Regions from separate parts of the Homo sapiens genome. Here all the other regions are linked to region 3. A link is an interaction called in ENCODE POLR2A ChIA-PET data of the cell type or tissue named here. Cell type or tissue: Caco-2. All regions are shown on one strand.

Region 1 (8,000 bases), 180 kb before region 3:
CAGAGGCCAGCTGAATCCCAGAGCTTCCCAAAGTGGACACCAGCGGGGACTATTCCTGATGTCCCACCCAAGAGAGGAAGATGAACTCTGGTGCTGCTGCTCTGCCCAAATGCATCCCATGTGCATTCACGTGTCACCCATTCAAAATAAATAACATGGAATTCTTGGAACCTTGTATCTGACATGTAAGACCAGCTTACACATTGGGCTGGGTGCAGGGGCTCACACCTGTAATCCTAGCACTTTGGAAGGCTGAGGTGGGCAGATTGCTTGAGCACAGGAGTTCCAGACCAGCCTGAACAACATGGTGAAATCCTGTCTCTTCAAGAAATATTAAAAAAAAAAAATTGGGCTGGGCACAGTGGCTCATGCCTGTAATCCCAGCACTTTGGGAGGCCGAGGCAGGTGGATCACCTGAGGTCGAGAGTTCAAGACCAGCCTGACCAACATGGAGAAACCCTGTCTCTACTAAAAATGCAAAATTAGCCAGTCGTAGTGGTGCATGCCTGTATTCCCAGCTACTAAGGAGGCTGAGGCAGGAGAATTGCTTGAACCTGGGAGACGGAGGTTGTGGTGAGCTGAGGTCATGCCATTGCATTCCAGCCTAGGCAACAAGAATGAAACTCTGCCTCAAAAAAAAAAAAAAAAAATTGGCTGGGTGTGGTGGTACATGCCTGTAGTCCCAGCTACTTAGGAGGCTGAGGTGGAAGGATTGCCTGTGCCCAGGAGGTCAAGGTTGCAGTGAGTTGTAATCAGGCCACTGCACACCAGCCTGGGAAACAGAGTGAGACCCAGTCTCAAAAAAAAAGTCTACACCATCATTGTCTCCTTGGGTCATCTGGCCTGTCTTGTATTTAGGGTCATTTGTATTAGGAGATAGAAATCACAGAGTAATTTGAATAATTTATACCTTTAATTAGAGAAGTGAGGGATCAGCAAATAAAGATAACTATAAAGAAATAGGTCAAGAAAGGGGCTGGAACAAAGTGGCGACATTTTGGGATAGCCATTGTGGGAGAAACAGAGACGAAATTGCATGAGGACAAACAATAATTTCCAAGCAGCACTGAGGACCTGGATGAAGCGAGAAAACCAGCTCTGATGAGTTGTAGTAACTCAGATCAGATCAGCTTTTCATTTGTCTCACAAGGCCCAGCGATCAACATGAGAGAGCGAGAAAGCCAGATAGCTGGGGGGTCCTGGCAAGATGACGAGTAGAGGCAGTGCTCAAGCAGTGAGCATCAAAGGATGGGGCTAACCTGCGGGAATGTGGTTGGAATGATGGGACCTGGATGAAGTAAAGAAGAAATAAGACAGGGGCCAGTTTCTGGACTCTGCAACTGGGAAAGGTGTACAGGTCCAAAGCCTGATAGGGTCTGAAAGCAAGCTTATGACACAAGGGTGTTGAGAAAGTAAGATGATGGTCATCAGATGGGGATTCCATAAGACTAGATTTTGGATGGGATCTACTCTACCTAACTCTATGAGGGGAGGTGGCAGTTAGAAGCCAGAAGGTGAGAATATCAAATGGGCCATTGTTAGCCGGGCATGATGGTGTGTACCTGTAATCCCAGCTCCTTGGAGACTGAGGCAGGAGAATCGCTTGAACCTGGGGGTGGAGGTTGCAGTGAGCCGAGATCGTGCCACTGCACTCTAGCCTGGGCAACAGAGTGAGACTTTGTCTCAAAACAAAACAAACAAAAAAATCAAATGGGCCGTTGTCATGGATGTCCAGCATGGAGACCCACTATCTGCCAAGTGCCCACACACTGTTGGATTTAGTGAACAACTTAGATGTCAGTGGGTGACCAAAATGAGGAAAGGCATGGCTGGAATATGGCAGCCACTGTTGGCTGGAAATGGCCAAGGAGTAATTGTGAACTTTATAGTGAACTTGAGTCCAAGCTGCTATTTAACTGTTCAATAAATGAACAAGCATCATTAGCTGAAACAGAATGTAAAGAAAAATAAGAGGGAGAAATCAGACTTTGATTTCAGGACTATTTCTAATTTAGGCTCCAAAGCTTAAGAGAAGTACAGAGGACTTGATTTTTAGAAAAACTTAAAAATTATTAAATAGATAAGATCATATTCAGAGCTAAATTTAACCAGAATCTAACATTGTTTCCCAGATGAAGAGTTTCACAAAGCCGACTAACTAGTCCAGCTGACTCCCTAGGCTGCTGGGTAGCAGAGTGGGGACATGTCTGTGTGCTGAGACTTGGTGTGTCCCTGTCTTGAAGCCCAGGGCCTGGCTCTGCACTGCCAGGTTACCCAGATGCAGTTATAGAAGAAAAGCCAAAACAACTTGCAGAAAATAAGTCTGCCGAAAAGATAAATAATAGTATTCCAATACATGAACAGACTTGTGACATCTCTTCTCTGGGGACAGAACAAGAGGATACAGGTTTATATCCCAGCAAGAGGAATTCTGCCGAGACCAGTTCGGTCAGGGAGACCCTAACCCAGCGGCGGTAGAGGAATTAAAGATACACACACAGAAATATAGAGGTGTGAAGGGGGAAATCAGGGGTCTCACAGCCTTCAGAACTGAGAACCCTGAACAGAGATTTACCCACGTATTTATTAACAGCAAGCCAGTCATTAGCATTGTTTCTATAAGATATTAAATTAACCAAAAGTATCCCTTATGGGAAACGAAGGGATGGGCCGAATTAAAGGAATAGGTTGGGCTAGTTAACTGCAGCAGGAGCATGTCCTTAAGGCACAGAGCGCTCATGCTATTGTTTGTGGCTTAAGAATGCCTATAAGCGTTTTTCTGGTTTTCCGCCCTGGGTGGGCCAGGTGTTCCTTGCCCTCATTCCGGTAAACCCACAATCTTCCAGCAAGGGCGTTATGGCCATCATGAACATGTCACAGTGCTGCAGAGATTTTGTTTATGGCCAGTTTTGGGGCCAGTTTATGGCCAGATTTTGGGGGGCCTGTTCCCATCAGATTCTACATTAAATACAAGGAAACTTGGCCGGGCACGGTGGCTCACGCCTGTAATCCCAGCACTTTGGGAGGCCGAGGTGGGCGGATCGCGAGGTCAGGAGATCGAGACCATCCTGGCTAACACGGTGAAACCCCGTCTCTACTAAAAATACAAAAAAATTAGCCGGGTGTGGTGGGCGCCTGTAGTTCCAGCTACTCGGGAGGCTGAGGCAGGAGAATGGCGAGAACCTGGGAGGCAGAGCTTGCAGTGAGCCGAGATCACACCACTGCGCTAGCCTGGGTGACAGAGCGAGACTCCGTCTCAGAAAAAAAAAAAAAAAAGGAAAGTTTCTAACTGGAGATATGAGATGAGCTACACAAGAAGAAGCCAAAACATCTGCCCTGGTGCTGCACTGTTGCTCAGTCGTATCATTTTCTGAGTCCTGAGAGTTTTCATATTTGGATAAGTGATCAGTCTGAAAGTCACTTAAGTCCTGCCTAAACTCCAGGACAGCTGGCATCTTCCTTCTCCTCTTTCTTCTCACGTGGCTTCACCCTCACAGTCCCTCATGCTCTCAACTTGGAGCCATCATCTTATCACGATCTCCCTAGCCTCCCTAACCCTCACTCCTGCCTGGTTATTCTATATCACCATGTTATTTATTTTTTAAGTAATTATGATTACGTTATAGGCTTAATTGTGATCCCCACCAGATTCATATGTTGTAGTCCTAATCCCAGTACATCAGAATGCAACTGTATTTAGAAACAAGGTCTCTAAAGAGGTGAGTTAAGATGATGCCATTAGGGTGGGCCCTAATCCAATTCAACTGGTGACTTTATAAAAAGAGGAAATTTGGACACACACAGAGACACTAAAAATGCATGTTCACAGAGAAAAGGCCATGTAAGGACACAGTGAAGAGGTCACTTTCACTGGTGTCCGTGTGAAGAGACCACCAAACAGGCTTTGTGTTAGCAACAAGGCTGTTTATTTCACCTGGGTGCAGGCAGGCTGAGTCCTGGAAGGGACTCAGAGTCAGGGAAGGCAGATAGGGGTGGGGCTGTTTTATAGGATTTGGGTAGGTAAAGGAAAATTTCAGTCAAAGGGGGTTGTTCTCTGGCAGGTAGGGGCGGGGGACACAAGGTGCTCAGTGGGGAAGCTTTTGAGCCAGGATGAGCCAGGAAAAGGAATTTCACAAGGTAATGTCATCAGTTAAGGCAGTAACAGGCCATTTTCACTTCTTTTGTGATTCTTCAGTTACTTCAGGCCATCTGGATGTATACATGCAGGTCACAAGGGATATGATGGCTTAGCTTGGGCTCGGAGGCCTGACAGTGACTATCTATAAGCCAAGAAGAGAGGCCTCAGGAGAAACCAAACCTGCCAGTTCTGTGATCTTATCTTGGATTTCTTTTTTTTTTTTTTTTTCGTTTTTTTAGAGGGAATCTCTCTCTTTTACCCACGCTGGAGTGCAGTGGCACGATCTCGGCTCACCGCAACCTCTGCCTCCCAGGTTCAACAGATCCTCCTGCCTCAGCCTTTCTAGTAGGTGGGGTTACAGGCACGCGCCACCTTTGGATCCACACCTCCTCCCGTCCTGAGCCAAAGGCCACGGAAGTGACGTTTGCACGCCGTGCGTAACGTGCATTCTGGCGGTGCCGGGAGCGGGGCGAGGAGGAGGGTGGGTATGAGGCGGTAGCGGACCGCGGAGTCGAGACCTACCCGAACGACGCGGGCGAGCGGGGCTTTGGACGCCGGTGGAGACGCAGGCGAGGTACGGAGCGGAAGGACTAGGGCCAAGAGCAGCGCGGCTCTCAGCTCCGGGAGCGGGGCGGCGAGGTGTCTCGGGCCGGGGTTGGGGGGAGCGGTTGGTCTGTGCCGTCCGCGCGGCGGGGGCGGTTGCGCGTCGGTGCCTCCCGCTGTCCTTCGTCCCACATTCCAGCCTCGTCAGCCCCGCCTGCCCCGTTCCAGGCCGCCCTCGGCTCCCTTAATCCTCCCAGTGCGCGGCTTCTCTGTCTCAGGCGCTGGTTGCCGGCGTCTGCAGCGGCCGGCCAAGCCCCGAAGGCGTGAGGCGGAGCATTTCTTGGCCGCCTCCCTCTGCGGCGGCTTCCCTCGGCCCGGCTCCCACTTCCCCGTCCAGGACGCTGGTTCCGAAGCAACATTTGTGGTCGGGCGGGGCCTCTCACAGAACATCCCCGGAACGCTCCGGGATGGGACTCTCGGACCCAAACCACAGACCCCGGCCGCGGCAGGGGCGCCGGGACTTGATCCCGCGTTGCCCTGGGGGGACAGAAGCGTCCCGGAGTGGGGAGGGGATTTGAAGCCTGTGGTCCTGATTTCCACCCCGTGGCTGAGGGCGAGGCTGCGGGGCTGGGGTTAGGAGCAGAAGTCCCTGCTTCCGAACCGTCTGGGAGGAGAGCCGAGGGGTGCCCATCACGGCAGTTGAGGGAGAGAGAAGGGGGGACTCTGCCGCTTTGGAGGCTAGGTCATAGGCAGCTGGCGGTGTCTCAGCGCGGGTGACCAATCCTTGCGGTTGGGAAATGTGTCGTGGGCGCCCGTGGACTCGTTTTGCCTTTGAGATTAAATAGGAGATTTTTCCAGGACGAGTTTACCGGAGCACCTTGGGAGTTGGTTTTTGGCTCGGAGAGCTACTTTCCTCCCTCTAAACCTGAAACTGCTTTGTTTTTATTTATTATATTTTTCGACATGGGATCTCACAGTGTTGCCCAGGCAGGTGTGAAACTCCTGGCCTTAAGCGATGCTCCCGCCTCGGCCTCCTAGAGTGCTGGGATTATAGGCGTGAGCCATCGCGTGGCTTTAACTGCTGTTGGAGTCTGCTCCTTAAAATTGTTATGCCAAGAAACTTGCCAGAGATGCAAGAAAATGTGATTATATTGTTAATATTTAATGATAAATAACATTTTGCTTTTAAGAGTTACTGATTCATATCTGCAGGATTAAGAAGTGTTCAGGATTTGAATTTTTAATGACCTTCCAAGCAGTCATGTTTCTGCTCTCTAGAAGTTAGCCAGTTGAGGAGAAGGGACAGTCAAGATACTTTCAAAACAGTGTGGTAAGGAGTGTGAGCTAAGATGGAGCACCGAGGAAGGAGCCGGGCATTTAGGCCGTGCTGTTGGGTGTGGAGCCTAGAAGGGATCAGGGAATACTTTCTGCATGTGTCTTGAAGAATGAGTAACATTCATACTAACAGGGTGGAGTGACGGAGAGGGGGGAACCAAAGGAGAGGAGGCCAGTAACTACAAGGAGGTGCTTATTTATTTATTTAATTGAGAGAGAGGGTCTCACTTTGTCACCCAGGCTGGAGTACAGTGACACGATCACGAGTCACTGAAGTCTCAACTGCCTGGGCTCAAGTGATCCTCCCACCTCAACCTCCTGAGTACCTAAGACTGCAGATGCGTGCCACCACACCTAGCTGATTTTTAAAGATTTTGTAAAGATGGGGTCTTGCTGTGTTGCCCGGGTTGGTCTTGAATTCCTGGACTCAAGCAGTCCTCCCTCCTCAAGTGTCCCAAAGTGCTGAAATTACAGGCATGGGCTACCGAGCCTGGAGGGTGGTTATTAAAGTGAAAAAGTGCAGGACAGAGATGTAGGAGCTTAGGCTTCATCTGATGGTGACAGAACCAGGGAAGAGTTTTTAGCTGGGTCCTTTTATGGTTAAAACGGGTCTCTCTGGCAGGCACTGTGGCTCACGCCTGTAATCCCAGCACTTTGGGAGGCTGAGGCGGTTGGATCACAGGGTCAGGAGTTCGAGACCAGCCTGAGCAACATGGTGAAACCCCATCTCTGCTAAAAACACAAAAATTAGCCAGGTGTGATGGCGCCTACCTGTAATCCTAGCTACTCAGGAGGCTGAGGCAGGAGAATTGCTTGAACCCAGGAGGTGGAGTTTGTGGTGAGCCGAGATCATACCAATGCACTCCAGCCTGGGCAACACAGTGAGACTTCGTCTCAAAAAAAAAAAAAAATGGGTCTCTCTCTCTCTCTCGAATGCAGTGGCGGGAACACAGCTCACTGCAGCCTCCACCACCCAGGCTTAAGCGATCCTCTTGTCTCAGACTCTCAAGTAGCTGGGACCACAGGCCTGCCACCTACTAATTTAGCTTGCCTCGTTAATTTTTTTTTTTTTTGAGATGGATTTTCGCTCTGTCCTCCAGGCTGGAGTGCAGTGGCGCGATCTGGGCTCACTGCAAGGTCCGCCTCCTGGGTTCAAGGGCTTCTCTTGCCTCAGCCTTCTGAGTAGCTGGGACTATAGGCGCGCATCTATAGTAATCCCAGCACTTTGGAAGTCCGAGGCGGGCCGATCACAAGGTCAGGAGTTCGAGCCCAGCTTGGCCAACATGGTGAAACCCTGTTGTGGTGGTGGGCACCTGTAATCCCAGCTACTGGGAGACTGAGGCAGGAGAATCACTTGAAACCGGAAGGTGGAGGTTGCAGTGAGCCGAGATCACGCCACTGCACTCTAGCCTGTGGAAGAAGAGTGAAACTCTGTCTCAAACAAAAAAAAGTCTTGATTTTCGTATTTTCCAAAAGCTCTCTCATGGTTCCTCATATTCAGAAAAGGGAGTCTCCCATTGGGAATGAAGTCATGAGAAGAAATGGACATTTTCATAATTGTGGTGTTTTCTTTATAGTAGTGGTTCTCAAAGGTAGTTCCTAGCAGTATCACCTGGAAACTTGTTAAATTCGAATTCTCAGGCCCTATCCCAGGCCAGCTGAATCAGAAACTGAGGTTGGACCCAGTACTCTGTGTTTTAACTAGTCTTCCAAGTGATATTGATGTGCATTCAAGTCTGAGAAACACTGCTTGTCAGGTTAGTTGTTTGCTGTTTAATTTTTTACTCCCACCTTCACTGGGCCCTGGAGAGTGTGGAAGGGACAAAAGTGAGAGAACACTGTCTCTGCAGGTACTGTGCCAGTCTTCTGATGAATCGTTTGAGAAACTTAGAAAACATCTGTTGAGCACCTGCTCAGTTCCTGGCACTGTGCTAAGTGGCTAAGAGCATGGGGTGGACATGTAAGCAAGTAATTGTAATAGGAC
Region 2 (8,000 bases), 620 kb after region 3:
ATACTAATTCTTTAGTAGAAAGGGGAGTATTCTAAATCAGACAATTAGCAGATCACCTAGAATTTCCACCCCCTCCACAGAGGCACACAAACAAGAGAATTAACCCAATTTGCTGTCTATAATAAACAGGATGTTCTACTCACCACTGAGCCCCAGAGGTTGTTACTAGATGACTAATCCCTAGCAGTAATGGCTACAATGGCCCAGTTCCCTATTGTATTACTGTGTGCAGAAATTTGAAAGGCACTCTTCTCCCACCCCCATCTTCCCTAACATACTTTTGCACATCAATCCATTAAGAATCTGAAGTGTAATTTATCTTATTCACTATTATCCTGTTAAATTGCTCTACAGCTGCCATGGGAGTAATTGCGGTGATTAGTGACTCAGACTTCTTGAGCAAAGGGCCTTAAGTAGGTTTCATTATTAAAACTTCCAAAGGTTTTATTATTGAAATAAACCTGAGATAGAGCAGTATGCCTCCATAGGGCAGTCATACTAATGATTCTTAAGTTACGAAGGGATGTCAGACCCATCAACAATGTTGCGCTTGTGAGTATGACTAACTGGGAATTTATCAACGAATAAAACCAACTGGCATTCTAAGAATGAAGAAGAATAATCTCATTTTAAGTAGCATATGAAGTGCTGTGCAACCCTTTAAAAAGCTGCCTTTGGCTGGGCGCGGTGGCTCATGTCTGTAATCCCAGCACTTTGGGAGCCTGAGGCAGGCAGATCACCTGAGGTCAGCAAATAGAGACCATCCTGACTAACACGGTGAAACTCCGTTTCTACTAAAAATACAAAAAATTAGCCAGGTGTGATGGCACATGACTGTAATCCCAGCTACTCGGGAGGCCGAGGCAGGAGAATCACTTGAACCCAGGAGGCGGAGGTTGCAGTGAGCCAAGATCATGCCATTGCACTCCAGCCTGGGCAACAAAAGCAAAACTCCATCTAAAAAAACAAAAACAAAAACAAAAACACCTGCCTTTGGCCAGGCACAGTGGCTCAGGCCTGTAATTCCAGCATTTTGGGAGGCCGAGGCAGGTGGATCATATTTACCTCCTAAATATCTCTCAAAACCTCGCTTCCCCTTCATATTCACTGGCACCTCCTATTCAGCATCTCATCACTCATTCAACAATATTTAATGAGTATGAAGCATAGCTAGGTGTTTTTAAACAGAATAAAAACAGTGTGATCTTTGTTTTCTGGTGGCTCAACATCTAGTTATTTCTTTTTTCTTTTTTTTCCAAGACAGAGTCTTGTTCTGTCACCCAGGCTGCAGTACAGTGGCGCGATCTCGGCTCACTGCAACTTCCGCCTCCTGGATTCAAGCAATTCTTCTACCTCAGCCTCCCAAGGAACTGGGAATACAGGTGTGCACCACCACGCCCAGCTAATTTTTCTATTTTTAGTAGAGATGGGATTTCATCATGTTGGCCAGGCTGGTCTCCATCTCCTGACCTCGTGATCCACATGCCTCAGCCTCCCAAAGTGCTAGGATTGCAGGCGTGAGCCACCGCACCCAGCAAACATCTAGTTATTTCTTATCTGAACTATTCACGTACACTCTTGTCTCTTACCATTCATTCACAGAGTAATACCCAGTCTGGGAATGGTAAGAGACAAAAGTATACCTGGGTACACCATGCCAATAGTACCCAGAGTGTCTCCTCCTCAAAACTGAGATTTTATTCAGGGGTCAGTAAACTTTTTCTATAAAAACCAGAGAGTAAATATTTTAGGCTTCTGGGCCATATGTTCTCTGTTGAAACTACTCAACTCTGCTCTTGTAACATTAAAAACAGCCATGGACAATATGTAAACCCATGGGTGAGACTGTGTTCCAATATGGTTTATTCATAAAAAAAGGCATCAGGCTAGATTTGACCCATGGGCCACAGAGTTTGCCGACCCCTGATTTAATTGCAGTGCTTCTTACTCCATTGGAATTATCCAGATTCCTTTCCATAGCCTAGAAGGTGCTCCATCCTCATCTGAGTATTACTTGCTTCTCCAGGATCCACTATGCTCCAGCCACCCTGACCATCTTTATGGTGCTTAAACACCGTGCCAAGTCCACTCACATCTCAGGTCCCTGCACTTCATGTTCTACCCATCACAACCACTCTTGCCCAGTGAGCTGCCTCAGCTCAAATGTCACCTCCTCAGAGAGGTCTTCACTGCCCACCCCAATAGGTCAGTGCCCATCCTAATGCCCAAACTTTCTAACTCCCAAAGCTCTATTTATTTTCTTCAAATTACTTATCACCGTCTGAACACATATCATTTGTTGCATGTATATAGCCTGCTTCTCCACCACCACACCACCACCACTAGAACGGAAGCTCCCCGAGAAAAGAGACTGTCTTACTCATTCTCCCCTTAGTTCCCAGCACCTAGATCTGTGCCTGGCACTTGGCAGGGGCTCAAAAAATATCTGTTATTGGCTGGGCACAGTGGCTCATGCCTGTAATTCCAGCACTTTGGGAAGCTGAGGTAGGCAGATCACCTGAGGTCAGGGGTTCGAGACCAACCTGGCCAACATGGTAAAACCCCATCTCTACTTAAAAAATAGAAAAATTAGCGGGGCATGGTGGTACACACCTGTATTCCCAGCTACTCGGGAGGCTGAGGAAGGAGAATCACTTGAATCCGGGAGGCAGAGGTTGCGGTAAGCCAAGATCACACCATTACACTCCAGCATGGGCAACAAGAGTAAAACTCCATCTAAAAAAAAAGAAAGGAAAGAAAGAAAGAAAGAAAAGCAAAGGAAAGAAAAGGAAAGAAAAGAAAAAAGAATATGAACAGTTGGCGAGATCAAGACTTCCGGCCCAAAGGGCCTGCAGCTGGTCTGACCATTCATCAAAAAATCTGAATTTAAATGGAGACACATTGGACTGTCACATGCAATAAAAGAACTGAAGCAGCAAATGGTCTTGATTTGGGTTTCGTCCACCCTACATGACTCCAGCAAATGGAGGAGTGAGCGTGCCTGCGGTGCTCCTGACACATCTAGGGTAGTTCCTATTCACAGTGGTCAACCTTTGGGATTTTCCACACCTCACAGGGTCATCATCCATCTAGGCTAACCTAGAATGTCCAGATAGAAGCTCCTGTTTAGAGACTGGAGAGAAAATTGTCAAACCTGAAAGCCCATGAACTGTCTCAGCCAGGGGAGAACTCACGTAGGAAAGACTACAGAGTGATGTCAGAAGCCTAATTTCAGATTGACCTGTACAGCTTTACGATTGTGAGTAATTAACTTACTTTTGCTAGGCTCTGTTAGTCTCACATCAATAATGAGAAAGCGAACCGAATAGTCTCCCAAATCCCTTTCAATTTTAACATCCTCTGACTTTATGATTAAAGAGTGATACTAATAAGGCTAAAACTGTGGCTTAACCCCAATAGGAGCCTGCTGGGATTATGCTAAGCAAAACTATTCCACACAGACAGAGCCATTCTGACCATGTCCCTCCCTACACCAGCTAACATACAGATATGCACCACTGGTGTGAGAAGTCCCTCCTACAGAGGACATTGACTGATTCAATAATAGGCTGATTTAGTCATTCAACCAAGAAATATTTACTGAGCACCTTCTAGGTATTTAGGGATACAACAGAACAAAACAGACAAAATCCCTTTCCTTATGGAGCTTACGTTTTAGTGAAGAAGAGTGGGGGAGTCAGACATCAAATAGGAAATGAGTTGAGGATACATTTTACGCAGAGCACCCTGGAGGCACTTTTGATAAGGTGATTTTTGAGCCTCAATCCAAAGCAGTGAGACAGTGAGCCATGCAGACACTAGGGGAAGAATGTTCCAGGCAGAGGGAACAGCAAGGCCCAGAGACAGGACAGGGTCAAGCATGCCTGGAATGTTAAAGGAAACGCCATGAGCTCAGTGTTTATACAGAGGAGTAAGAGCAGAATAGCAGGAAGCACAGTGAGACAGGTAGTAGGGGGCAAGATCATGTAGAAAACAGAAAGCCACTGGAGAGTTTGAACAGAGGGGTAAACATGATCTAAATTCCACTGAAAAATGACTGTTCTAGCTGTTGTGTTGAGAGTAGACAGGCTGGGTGCAGTGGCTCACACCTGTAATCCCAACGCTTTGGGAGGCTGAGGCAGGCGGATCACTCGAGGCCAGGAGTTCAAGACCAGTCTGGCCAACATGTCAAAACCCTGTCTCTACTAAAAATACAAAAGAATTAGCCAGGCATGGTGGTTTGTGCCTGTAATCCCAGCTACTAGGGAGGCTGAGGCAGGAGAATCGCTTGAACCTGGGAGGCGGAGGTTACAGTAAGCAGAGATCACAGCATTGTACTCCAGCCTTGGTGAGAGAGCAAGACTCTGTCTCAAAAAAGAAAAAAAAAAAGACAGAATAGACTGAAGGAGGCAAGCATGGAAACAAGAAAACCAGTTAGGAGACTACTGAGATAAACCAGGTGAGAGATGATGGCAGATGGATCCAGGGTGGCAGCAGTGAGGAATGAAGAGGGACAGACTCTGGGATATATTCTGAAGTTGAATCAACAGGACACTGGAGGACAGGATGATCTTGGAAAATCTTGGGACTACTGCAGAATTGAATGAGGCTAAATGGCACTAAATTCCAACATCCACTGTGAAATCCTGGGATTAGGGATTTGTTCATCTCTGTCACCTACTGTCCCACCCAGTACTTGGCACATAATGAAGATATAAAAAGTCCTCAATTCTTGAATAAATGTGGAACTGAATATATTACAAAGCCAGAAAACCCTGCAGTTTGATAGGTCATTAGGAGACCAAAAAGCATCTGGTACTAGACATATTTTACTAACAGAGTCTTGCCCTGTCGCCCAGGCTGGCAATGGCATGATGTCAGCTCACTGCAACCTCCGCCTCCCAGGCTCAAGCAATTCTCATGCCTCAGCCTCCCCAGTAGCTGGGACTACAGGCACTCACCACTAAGCCCAGCTAATTTTTTTGTTTTGTTTTGATTTTTGTATTTTAGTAGAGATGGGGTTTCACCATGTTGCCGAGGGTGGTCTCAAACTCCTGAGCTCAGGCAATCCACCCACTTTGGCCTCCCAAAGTGCTAGGATTACAGGTGTGAGCCACTGCACTCGGCCTAAATCTATTTCTTTTTATAAAAAATTTTCCTTACTATGGCCAGACACGGTAGCTCATGCCTGTAATCCCAGCACTTTCGGAGGCCGAAGCAGGCATATCATGAGGTCAGGAGATTGAGACCATCCTGGCTAACACGGTGAAACCCCGTCTCTACTAAAAATAAAAAAATAAAAATAAAAATTTCCCTTTATAACTCATTTCACAGTAGTAACCAATGAAGCTGACAAACAACTTCACATTATACAGGTGAGATGTGAACAACTTGGCCATTTCCCTGAGAGGCCAGATGTAGTCACCAAACCTCAGCAACTCCCACCTAAAATACAGGGATAAGTATTACACAAGTAGTAAGCCCATGTTCTTATAAATAGTAAATCATGGGCCGGGCACAGTGGCTCACGCCTGTGATCCCAGCACTTTGGGAGGCTGAGGCGGGTGGATCACGAGGTCAGGAGCTCAAGACCAGCCTGGCCAACATGGTGAAACCCCGTCTCTACTAAAAATACAAAAATTAGCCAGGTGTGGTGGTGGGTGCCTGTAATCCCAGCTACTCAGGAGGCTGAGGCAGAGAAATGCTGGAACCCGGGAGGTGGAGGTTGCAGTAAGCCAAGATTGTGCCACTGCACTCCAGCCAGGGCAACAGAGGGAGACTCCATCTCTAAAATAAAATAAAATAAATAAAATAAAATAAAAAAATAAAATAAAATAATAAAATAAAATAAAATAAAATAAAATAAAAAAATAAAGACAAAGGATGTCACTTACATGGACACGTGTTCAGGGCTTGTGTGGAGGAGTTGTGGATGATGACGAAAGTCGACCTGGAGACAATGGAGTCTGACTGGAGTTACTGGATGAGGAAAGGAGAGAAAGAGAGAGAAAAGGAAAAGGGTAAGGGAAGTGGAAGATTGCCTCAGTGTGAAGGTCATCTCTGATTGCTGACAAAGGCAGTGGAAAATGTTGGAGAAGGTCTGAAAATACTGCTAAAGGTTGGTGGTTTCAGAAAATCTTGTAACATTTCCTTTACTTTAAAACTTAGCATCTCAAGGGTTTTTAGTATGAGTTTTTTTTTGTTTTGTTTTGTTTTTCCCCATGGATTTCAGAGTAGTTGAACCATTCAGCCACAGAAAATAACTCCGGTATCAACCACATTAGAATATTACCAATAAAGACATGGGACTCTCCTCCTCTGAGGTCGAGCACGTCTATTCACTTGCTGCTCAGCCTCCTCTTCTGCCCACCCTCACCTCCTTTTCTGGCATCTGCTCCTCCCAGGGAGGACTTCACACCCTCCTCACAGAGCCAGCTGCCACCTCCCACTCTTCGAGGCTCCATCACATGCCTGGCTCCACCACCTTCTCGTGTGTGACATCTACCTTTCACCAAGCTGAGGACACAGTGCACCCATGGTGTGTTTAAGGAGACAGTTCTGATGGCCACAAAATTCTTTTGTTATGTGGTCTGTGATTTGAATTGCCCTGTCCAAAGACTAATGCATGGTTCATGGTCAGGCCAAGTAAGGTTATGCTGGAATGAGAAACCACCAAGCACCTTTAATTCCTTCCAAGATCTTTTAGGAGTGGGACAAAGTCAAGTGCTGGGTTAGTGATGGCAAGAGAGGAGATTCTCTCTGCTGCACTCTGGTGATGATGGCAGGTCCAGCACTGCTCCAGCACCCAATCCTTGCAGTGTCTTCTATGGCACTTGCACATTCTTTATATAATACGGGCTTTGCAGTCTCAGTTTCTGCAATCACTGTCACAACTGCCCCTAACAAAAGCAGTGACTGCATTCCTCACAACCTTGAATTTGAGCTTTGTCTTGAGAAATGAAGGTTTCTACAGGTTTCTTCATGTTCACATTAATCCAAACTGAAGATTTACCTCCAGGAATATTTTTCTTTCTCTATTACTTCCCTTAGCAAAAAATGTGTAACTTCCAATCTTCAATTCTTCACCAATGCTTTGATTCTTTGGCTAAATCAAACGCATGCTGAGGGCCAGGCACAGTGGTTCACACCTGTAATCTCAGCACTTTGGGAGACTAAGGCAGGCTGATCACAAGGTCAGGAGCTCAAGACCAGCCGGGCCAACATGGTGAAACCCCATCTCTTCTAAAAATACAAAAATTAGCCAGCATGGTGGTGTGCACCTGTAATCCCAGGTACTGGGAGGCTGAGGCAAGAGAACTGCTTGAACCCAGGAGGTGAAGGTTACAGTGAGCCAAAATCATGCCACTGCACTCCAGCCTGGGCAACAAAGCAAGACTCTGTCTCAAAAAAAAAAAAAAAGAAAGAAAAAACATGCTTAACCTATGAGTTAAGCACTGAGTTTTGTCTTCTCCACTGCAGGACTCCTGGACAAGGATTATTTTCTTACCCTACTATAGAATTTCTCAACCACTTTCCATGCCATACTCCACACAAAATCTATTTGGCACACTGACTGACCTTCACTAATTGCCCCAAGATACTGTGAGAGCTGAAGGAGCAGTATTTCAGGACACACCCATTAACCCAACTTGAGAACATTTATTCACTGTAGTATTAATGAGAATGATTAACTGCACAAATTTGTAAAGACCTAATATGCACACATAATTCATACTTGATTCCCAACACTTATTTCCTGACAATAAAAACCTTCATACTAAATGGCTAGTTATTGGTTCTTGGCAACTTAAATTCCTAAGGTGGTAGATAATCTACAAATTGTGGTCACTTACTCTGACAGTGCACAATGGCAAACAAAAAGATGGGAAAGAAAGAAAGCTCTAATAAAGAGCTCTAACAAAGAAAATAGGCTGGGCACGGTGGTTCACACCTGTAATCTTAACACTTTGGGAGGCCAAGGTGGCAGATCACCTGAGGTC
Region 3 (8,000 bases):
TGTTGGAATTACCTGACAAAGATTTTAAAGAAAACATCATAAAAATTCACCAATGAGTAAAGAGAAACATGCTTCAAACAAATGAAAAAACCCCAGCAAAACCACTGGAGACATGAACCAAATGGAAATTTTAGAATCGCAACTGATAATAACTGGAAGTTCTTAAATTTCGTATTAGAGGGCCGGGCATGGTGGCTCACACCTGTAATCTCAGCACTTTGGGAGGCTGAGGCGGGTGGATCACCTGAGCTCAGGAGTTCGAGGCCAGCCTGGCCAATGTGGTGAAACCCTGTCTCTACTAAAAATACAAAAATTAGCTGGGCACGGTGGTGCATGCCTGTAATCCCAGCTACTCGGGAGGCTGAGGCACAAGAATGACTACTTGAACTGGGAAGCAGAGGTTGCAATGAGCCAAAATGGTGCCACTGCACTCCAGCTTAGGCGACAAAGAGAGACTCCATCTCAAAAAAAAAAAAAAAAAAATTCATATTAGAATTGCAGTGACTGAAGAATGGATCTATTAACTGGGATATAGATCAATAGAAATTCCCAATGTGAACAACAGAGAGAAAATTGAACCTTTAAAGTGTAGGCTTAGGGACAGGTGGGACGGTAAAAAAAAAAAAAAAAAAAAAAAAATCTATCATTCTTGTCACTGGAGTCCTAGAAGGAGAGGAGAAAAATGCATATGGCTAAAAAATTAAATAGCAGCTGAAGATCTCCCCCAAATTTTCAAAGGCAGAAAGCTGTAGATTTAAGAAGGAGAATGAACCACAAACAGGATAAATTAAATAAATTATGCAAGGATATGTCACAAACCTCTCAGAATTAAAGACAAAAAAAACCTTGAAAGTAGTTAAACAGCAAATGACAGATTACCTATAGTGGAACGATTGATTGATGGATGGATGGATTTTTTGAGACAAGACCTCTCTGTCACCCAGGCTGGAGTGCAATGGCAAAATCATGGCTCAAGGCAGCCTCAGCTCCCAGACTCATGCTTCAGTGAGGTGTGACTCTGCCACTGTACTCCAGCCTGCATGACAGAGTTAGAGTTTGTCTCAAATTTATTTATTTATTTATTTTTGGCTAGGCGCAGTGGCTCATGCTTGTAATCCAGCACTTTGGGAGGCTGAGGCAGGCGGATCATGAGGTCAAGAGATCGAGACCATCCTGGCCAACATAGTGAAACCCTGTCTCTACTAAAAATGCAAAAATTAGCTGGGCTTGGTGGCATGTGCCTGTAGTCCCAGCTACTCAAGAGGCTGAGGCAGGAGGATCGCTTGAACCTGGGAGGCAGAGGTTGCAGTGAGCCGAGATAATGCCACTGCACTGCAGTTCAAAAAAAGAATTTTTTTTTTTAATTAAAAAGTTCTAGTATCTAAAATGAGCAAAATCACTGTGTGCAGCCGAGGTGGGTGGATCATCTGAGGTCAGGAGTTCAAGACCAGGCTGCAGGGAGCCGAGATTGCACCACTGCACTCCAGCCTGGGAGAAAGAGTGAGACTCCGTCTCAAAAAAAAGTAAAAATGCATTTAAAAGAACAGCATCAACCAGGTACAGTGGCTCATGCCTGTAATCCCAACACTTTGGGAGGCTGAGGGTGGAGGATAGCTGAGCCCAGGAGTTTGAGACCAGCCTGGGCAACATGGTGAAACTCTGTCTCTACAACAAAAATTAGCCAAACGTGGTAGCATGCACCTGTAGTCTCAGCTACTTGGGAAGCAGGGGCAGGATTGCTTGAGTCTGGGAGGTCGAGGCTGCCATGATTGTACTACCTACTCCAGCCTGGGCAACAGAGCAAGACCCTGTCTCAAGAAAAAAAATGCAAAAACAAAACAAAAGAGAATAACATCATTTCCTTATCATTAGTTTGAAGTGAGTCATTGGTAAAAGTTTCTATTTTCAAAAAAAGCATTAAAATATAGTGTGAGGCCAGGCATGATGGCTCATTCCTGTAATCCCAGCACTTTGGGAAGCTGAAATGGATTGCCTGAGCCCCGGAGGTTGAGGCTGCAGTGAGCCATGTTTGTGTCACTTCACACTAGCAGCCTGGGGAACAGAGCAAGACCTTGTCTCAAAACAACAATACGTGGTTTACCACAACCAACAGGAAAAATCTGTATAAAACTGTATGAAATATTTACTGCTGTGCTCAACATGGTAGTGTAGAGGTCAAGGGCAAAAGTCCTGGGGTCAGGCCACCTGGTCTACTGTCTAATTAGCTGTGTCATCTTTGGAAAGGTACTTGAACTCTCTGTGCCTTAGAATTCGTTTTCTAAAATGTGGGCGGGGCACGGTGGCTCATTCTTGTAATCCCAGCCCTTTGGCAGGCTGAGGCCGGCGGATCACGAGGTCAGGAGGTCGAGACCATCCTGGCTAACACGGTGAAACCCTGTCTCTACTAAAAATACAAAAAATTAGCCGGGCGTGGTGGCAGGCGCCTGTAGTCCCAGCTATTTCGGAGGCTGAGGCAGGAGAATGGCGTGAACCCGGGAGGCGGAGCTAGCAGTGAGCCGAGATCACGCCACTGCACTCCAGCCTGGGCGACAGAGCGCGACTCCATCTCAAAAAAAAAAAAAAAAAAAAAAAAACACACACGCACACACACACACAAAATTAGCCGGGCGTGGTAGTGGGCACCTGTAATTCCAGCTACTGCGGAGGCTGAGGTTGGAGAATTGATTGAACCCAGGAGGCAGAGGTTTTTATACTTGCTAGGCAGAACTTAATTAACAATCAATTAGGAAAAGATATCGAAGCAGTAAACTGAAGTCAGGGTGAAAAGTTCTGTTGACCAAACATGGATTCTCTCCTTCTAGAACCAAGTTACAGTTGGAGTTACAGAAAATACTTTGAACAGGTCCTTTGGTATCCTGTAGGAAATCAGACAAAAACATAGATCAGTTACTTTCTTTTTCTTTTTTGACACAGTGTCTCACTCTGTCGCCCAGGCTGGAGTGCGGTGGCCAGATCACCGCTCACTGCAGCCTCCACCTCCTGGGCTCAAGCGATCCTCCTGCCTCAGCCCCGCAAGTAGTGCGGACTACAAGCCCGCGCCACCATGCCCAGCTAATTTTTTGTATTTTTGTAGAGACAGGGTTTCACCATGTTGCCCAAGCTAGTCTGGAACTCCTCAGCTCAAGCGATCCGCCCACCTCAGCCTCCCAAAGTGCTGGAATTAAGGGCCCCTGAGCCACGGGGCCGGCCCAATTACTTTACTCAGTTTGAGCATTAGCACTGGAAGAAAAGCTGTCACTTGCATATATATTTTTTTAAAGACATGATCTCACTCTGTCCTGTCACCCAGGCTGGTGTGCAGTGGCGTAATGTCGGCTTACTGTAACCTTAACCTCCCGGGCTCAAGCAATTCTTTTTTTTTTCTTTTTGAGACGGAGTCTCGCTCTGTCGCCCAGGCTGGAGTGCAGTGGAGCGATCTCGACTCACTGCAACCTCCGTCTCCCGGGTTCAAGCAATTCTCTGCCTCAGCCTCCCTAGTAGCTGGGATTATCGGTGCCCGCCACCACGCCCGGCTAATTGTTGCATTTTTAGTAGAGACGGGGTTTCACCATCCTGGTCAGGATGATCTTGTACTCCTGACCTCGTGATCCACCTCCCTTGGCCTCCCAAAGTGCTGGGATTACAGACGTGAGCCACCACGCCTGGCCCGATCGCTTTTATTTTTAATAAGATGTTTTCTTCGTTTCCTAGCCCCTTCTACCACCCTACAAATTTCCAAAGATTTTAATGTTGCTGCAACAGCCATCAGATGTCAAGCTAGGGGGTGCAGCTCCCTAATGCGGGGCAGCCTCAGAGGGGGCCAACCCTGCCCAGTATGAGCGGCGCTGGGCGGCAGGGGACGCTGCTGTGGTCCCCGGTACCTGGCTGGGTTAGGTGTTGGGGGCCGCACCTACACAGCCTCAGGTGAGGCGAGTGCGTGGCAAGGACTGCAGCTGGCTCTAGCGGGCTTGTGCTGTCCATTGAGGAGCTTCTGCGCCACCTTGTGCTTGTGCCCGCTGGGCGCCAGCAGGTTGGTGCGCAGCGCGTGCTCCAGTAGCGTCAAGCCCTTGCTGCGCCCAACGCGCAGGTAGTAGTAATCCAGGCAGTGGTAAAGCTCCCCTTGTAGCTTATTGTTGCCTGCCGCCGGGTCCGAGCCTGCAGAAGCTGACAGCTGCCTGTGGCCACCCGCCTGCGCATGCGCGCTTCTGGAAGACCCAGGCCCCCCTCCCCCGCAGCCCCGCCTCGAGTTCCGATTGGGCGCACCTCTGGTGACGTCACGGGGACGGGCGTTCGCCGAAGGCGCGTGTCTTCGGCGATGTCACAGCACCGGGCCTTCCGCGACGTCACAGTGACGGTACAGTGCCTGGAGCTAGGCTGTTTTCTCCTTAGAGTGGAGCTTGGTAACCGCGACCTCCCTGCCAGGTCCTTTGTGTTGCTGTCTGGAGATGGGTAGTTGACAAACTCCGACCCAGCACTGTTTCTGTGGGTCAAAACTAGAAAACTATGTCTGGATGCGGCCGAGGCGGAAGGATCCCTTCAGGCCAGGAGTTAAAGAGCAGCCTCAGCAACGTGGCGCGACCCAGTCTCAGTAGTTTCACCTCAACTTCCCAGCTCCTTGAACCCCAAGGTTCAAGGCTGCCATGAGCTGTGATCCCATCACAGCACTCCGTCCTGCGAGACTGAGGTAAACCATGTCTAAAAAAATAAAAAAATAAACTATCCAACTGTGCAACAGGGAGGGACTGCTTAAAGAAAACATGAGGCTGGCTGGACTCTATAATCCCAGCACTTTGGGAGGCCGAGGGGGAGGATGGCTTGGTCTAAGGAGTTCGAGACTGCCCTGGGCAACGTGACGCAACCCCGTCTGTAGAAAAGTTTCAAAAATTAGCCAGGCGTGGTGCACGCTTGGTGTATTTTTTTCCCCCCCGAGACGGAGTCTCGCTTTTTCGCCTAGGCTGGAGTGCAGTGGCGCGATCTCGGCTCATTGCAAGCTCCGCCTCCCGGGTTCATGCCATTCTCCTGCTTCAGCCTCCCCAGTAGCTCGGACTACAGGAGCCCGCCACCAAGCCCAGATAATTTTTTTGTATTTTTAGTAGAGTCGGGGTTTCACCGTGGTAGCCAGGATGGTCTTGATTTTCTGACCTCATGATCTGCCCGCCTCGGCCTCCCAAAGTGCTGGGATTACAGGCGTGAGCCACGGCGCCCGGCCTGTTGCATCTAGTTTTACTCAAGCAAAGGCTGTGGACTTCCTTAGTTTACACTGATGTATTCTAGTTTGCATCTGAAGTGTACTCTGAGGATGCTGACTTCCAGATAGCCATTTTTGGGTCAAGGGAAGTTAAAGTCTCCTGAGTATAGTAGCCATACCACCTAGAGAGCTTCCTTTTAGTTTGCTTAAAAAATGTATTTTACCTTAGTTTTCTTACATTAGGTGGGCAAAATAAGAAAGAGCAGAAGGCCAGGCGTGGTGGCTCATGCCTGTAATCCCAGCACTTTGGGTTTCTGAGTCAGGCGGATCACCTGAGTTCAGGAGTTCGAGACCAGCCTGGCCAACATGGTGAAACCCCATCTCTACTAAAAATACAAAAATCAGCCGGGTATGGTGGCATGTACCTGCAATCTCCACTACTTGGGAGTTTGAGGCATCAGAACTGCTTGACCTCAGTAGGCGGAGGTTGCAGTGAGCCGAGATTGCACCACTGCACTCCAGCCTGGGGGATAGAGCAAGACTCTGTCTCCAAAAAAAGAAAAGAAAAGTTTAGGGACACTCAGCAAAACTATAAGGCCTAGAATTGGAAACTGGGAATTACTCTGTTCGTAGATAATTTCTTTTCAAGATGGGCTAGTGGAGTTTCTGAGCAGCAGCTATGTTCTCCTTTCACATCTTCAGGTTTTATGAGGTTACCTTTCCCCCTCTGAGTGATCAGATCTGCCTCACAGTCACTCATGGGAGCCCTTGATCTCGACAAAATAGACCTTGAGTAGCTGAGTTCAAATAACTGAGGTGGCAAGAGGGGATCGGCTTCTTGGTTCGTGTATATATATATATTTTGTTTTGTTTTGTTTTAATGAAAGAGAGAAGCAGTCTCAAGGTCAGGATAACTCACCCTGATGTTCTCACTTTTCAGGGATTGTGCTGCATTCTGACTTAGATTCTGCCATCAAAAACAGAATGCCCTGATCCTTAGAGGCAGAGGCAGCTCTTCAGCCTATGGGGTAAGTAACCAGGGAATGGAGTTCTCACCAATTCTTATTTTCTATGCTAAAAGTTTTACTTTAAGATTTGGGCCTGGCTGGGTGCCGTGGCTCATGCCTGTAATCCCAGCACTTTGGGAGGCTGAGGTGGGAGGTCAGGAGATCACGAGGTCAGGAGATCGAGACCATCCTGGCTAACATGGTGAAACCCTGTCTCTACTAAAAATACAAAAAATTAGCCGGGCGTGGTGGCGGCAGCCTGTAGTCCCAGCTTCTCCGGAGGCTGATGCAGGAAAATGGCGTGAACCCAGGAGGCGGAGCTTGCAGTGAGCCGAGATCGCGCCACTGCACTCCAGCCTGGGCAACAAAGCAAGACTCCGTCTCAAAAAAAATATATATTTGGGCCTGCTTCTTTTTTGTGTGTGTGTAATGGAGTTTCACTCCTGTTGCCCAGGCTGTAGTGCACTGGTACTATCTCAGCTCACTGTAACCTCCACCTTCTGGGTTCGAGGGATTCTTATACCTCATACCTCAGCCTCCTGAGTAGCTGGGATTATAGGCATCCACCACCATGCTCAGCTAATTTTTGTATTTCATAGTAGAGACAGGGTTTTACCATGTTGGCCAGGCTGAAACGCCTTACCTCATGTGATCTGCCCACCTTGGCCTCCCAGAGTGCTGGGATTACAGGCGTGAGCCACCGTGCCCAGCCTAAACTGCCCAATTTTAAGGGGACAATTGGGAAAACAATTGTTTAAAAAGGCAATGAAGGCGTTGCCATGACTGTGGTTAGCAGTGTGAAGATCCTAGAAAACCTGCGTGAACTCCTGGGGGCTCATAGTCTACTGCCTGGTCAAGAGCTTTAGAAAACTTGGATGTACATGTTAGGACACCAGGTTCTGAAAGCTCTCAGGGTTGTATAAACTTCTATATTAAGTTCCATGATGCTCGATGGGTAGTCCCACATTTAGACACGCTATTGCTATTGCTGCTTCTTTCCTTATCATGAAAAGAGAAGATGCAGATAATACCTGAAGCAGGAAGACAAAGGGGAGATACTGAACTTGTCATCTAACTTTGGGTGCCCCTCATGCTTCGTGTTTCCCATTGAGCCTCATTTATCAGTGACACAGGGAATGGTCCCTTTGCTCTCCACTTTCCCTGTGGCTGCCTGGAGGTAGGGGAGGCAGATCATGTCACTTGCCGACATTATGTTGCTGTGGATTCGTTGGAGCGACAGGAACAGGAAATTTTCCTGGTGGTGTATGTATCACTGGGGCTCACAGGGGTACTTTTTAGTCTTCTCACTGGCCTCTGTGATTCTGTGACCCTGGTTATTACATGTTCAGAAAGTGTCAGCTTATTTGAAAGTGATACTCTTCTTTTCTATTTAAACATTGCCAAAGACCATCACACTATTTTTTTAAATTGAAATATTTTTTTATTTTTTATTTTTTGGAGATAAGAGTCTTGCCCTTTCATATGAACATGAAGGGACTCATAGTCCTTCACCTGTTGTTGGTCTTTAATTTGATAACGTATCAGTAAAGGGTTATGTCTGAATGAATTATAGAAGTTTAGGACCTAAAAAAGGAAGGTCCCAGAAACTGGGCTTTGGTTTATTTTTACTACTACACTTGCTATCGAAACCAAGCAGGTGACTTCATTTCTCTTGGATTCAGCTTTCTCATGTGTCAGGATGGGAGAGGAAGGGAGGCGTTGGGATAAGTGTCATTCCACTGTCTGTACTTCAAATCTGGCTAACACGTGTGGCAAATACTTAGATTTGTTGACAGAGGTTTCCT

What was found. ChIA-PET counts read pairs that join two places held together with the same protein. Peaks named below come from ENCODE experiments on the same cell type or tissue, not always from the same donor. Only the 100,000 strongest peaks of a DNase experiment are listed, where the experiment ranks them.
Region 1: POLR2A ChIA-PET joins it to region 3 with 6 read pairs; 3 of 35 experiments call an interaction of 5 or more read pairs at or near these places.
Region 2: POLR2A ChIA-PET joins it to region 3 with 13 read pairs; 1 of 35 experiments calls an interaction of 5 or more read pairs at or near these places.

Annotation. Positions count from the first base shown.
Region 1 is chr7:66,588,969-66,596,968 of GRCh38, reverse strand. It overlaps the pseudogene RABGEF1P1. Among named protein-coding and RNA genes, the nearest start is that of KCTD7, 36 kb to the left of the region's middle. RefSeq lists silencers at 3,963-4,134, 4,452-4,521, 4,782-4,921 and enhancers at 4,393-4,687, 7,242-7,743. In Caco-2, no CTCF peak of the experiment used is centred here; DNase peaks (open chromatin) are centred at 4,548, 4,888 and 5,293; H3K4me3 peaks cover 2,273 bases.
Region 2 is chr7:65,790,764-65,798,763 of GRCh38, reverse strand. It overlaps the pseudogene GTF2IP5. Among named protein-coding and RNA genes, the nearest start is that of LINC03006, 24 kb to the right of the region's middle. In Caco-2, no CTCF peak of the experiment used is centred here; a DNase peak (open chromatin) is centred at 3,883.
Region 3 is chr7:66,409,831-66,417,830 of GRCh38, reverse strand. No RefSeq gene overlaps it. Among named protein-coding and RNA genes, the nearest start is that of LINC00174, 13 kb to the right of the region's middle. In Caco-2, a CTCF peak has its summit at 3,852 (motif pointing right); a DNase peak (open chromatin) is centred at 4,240; H3K4me3 peaks cover 2,890 bases.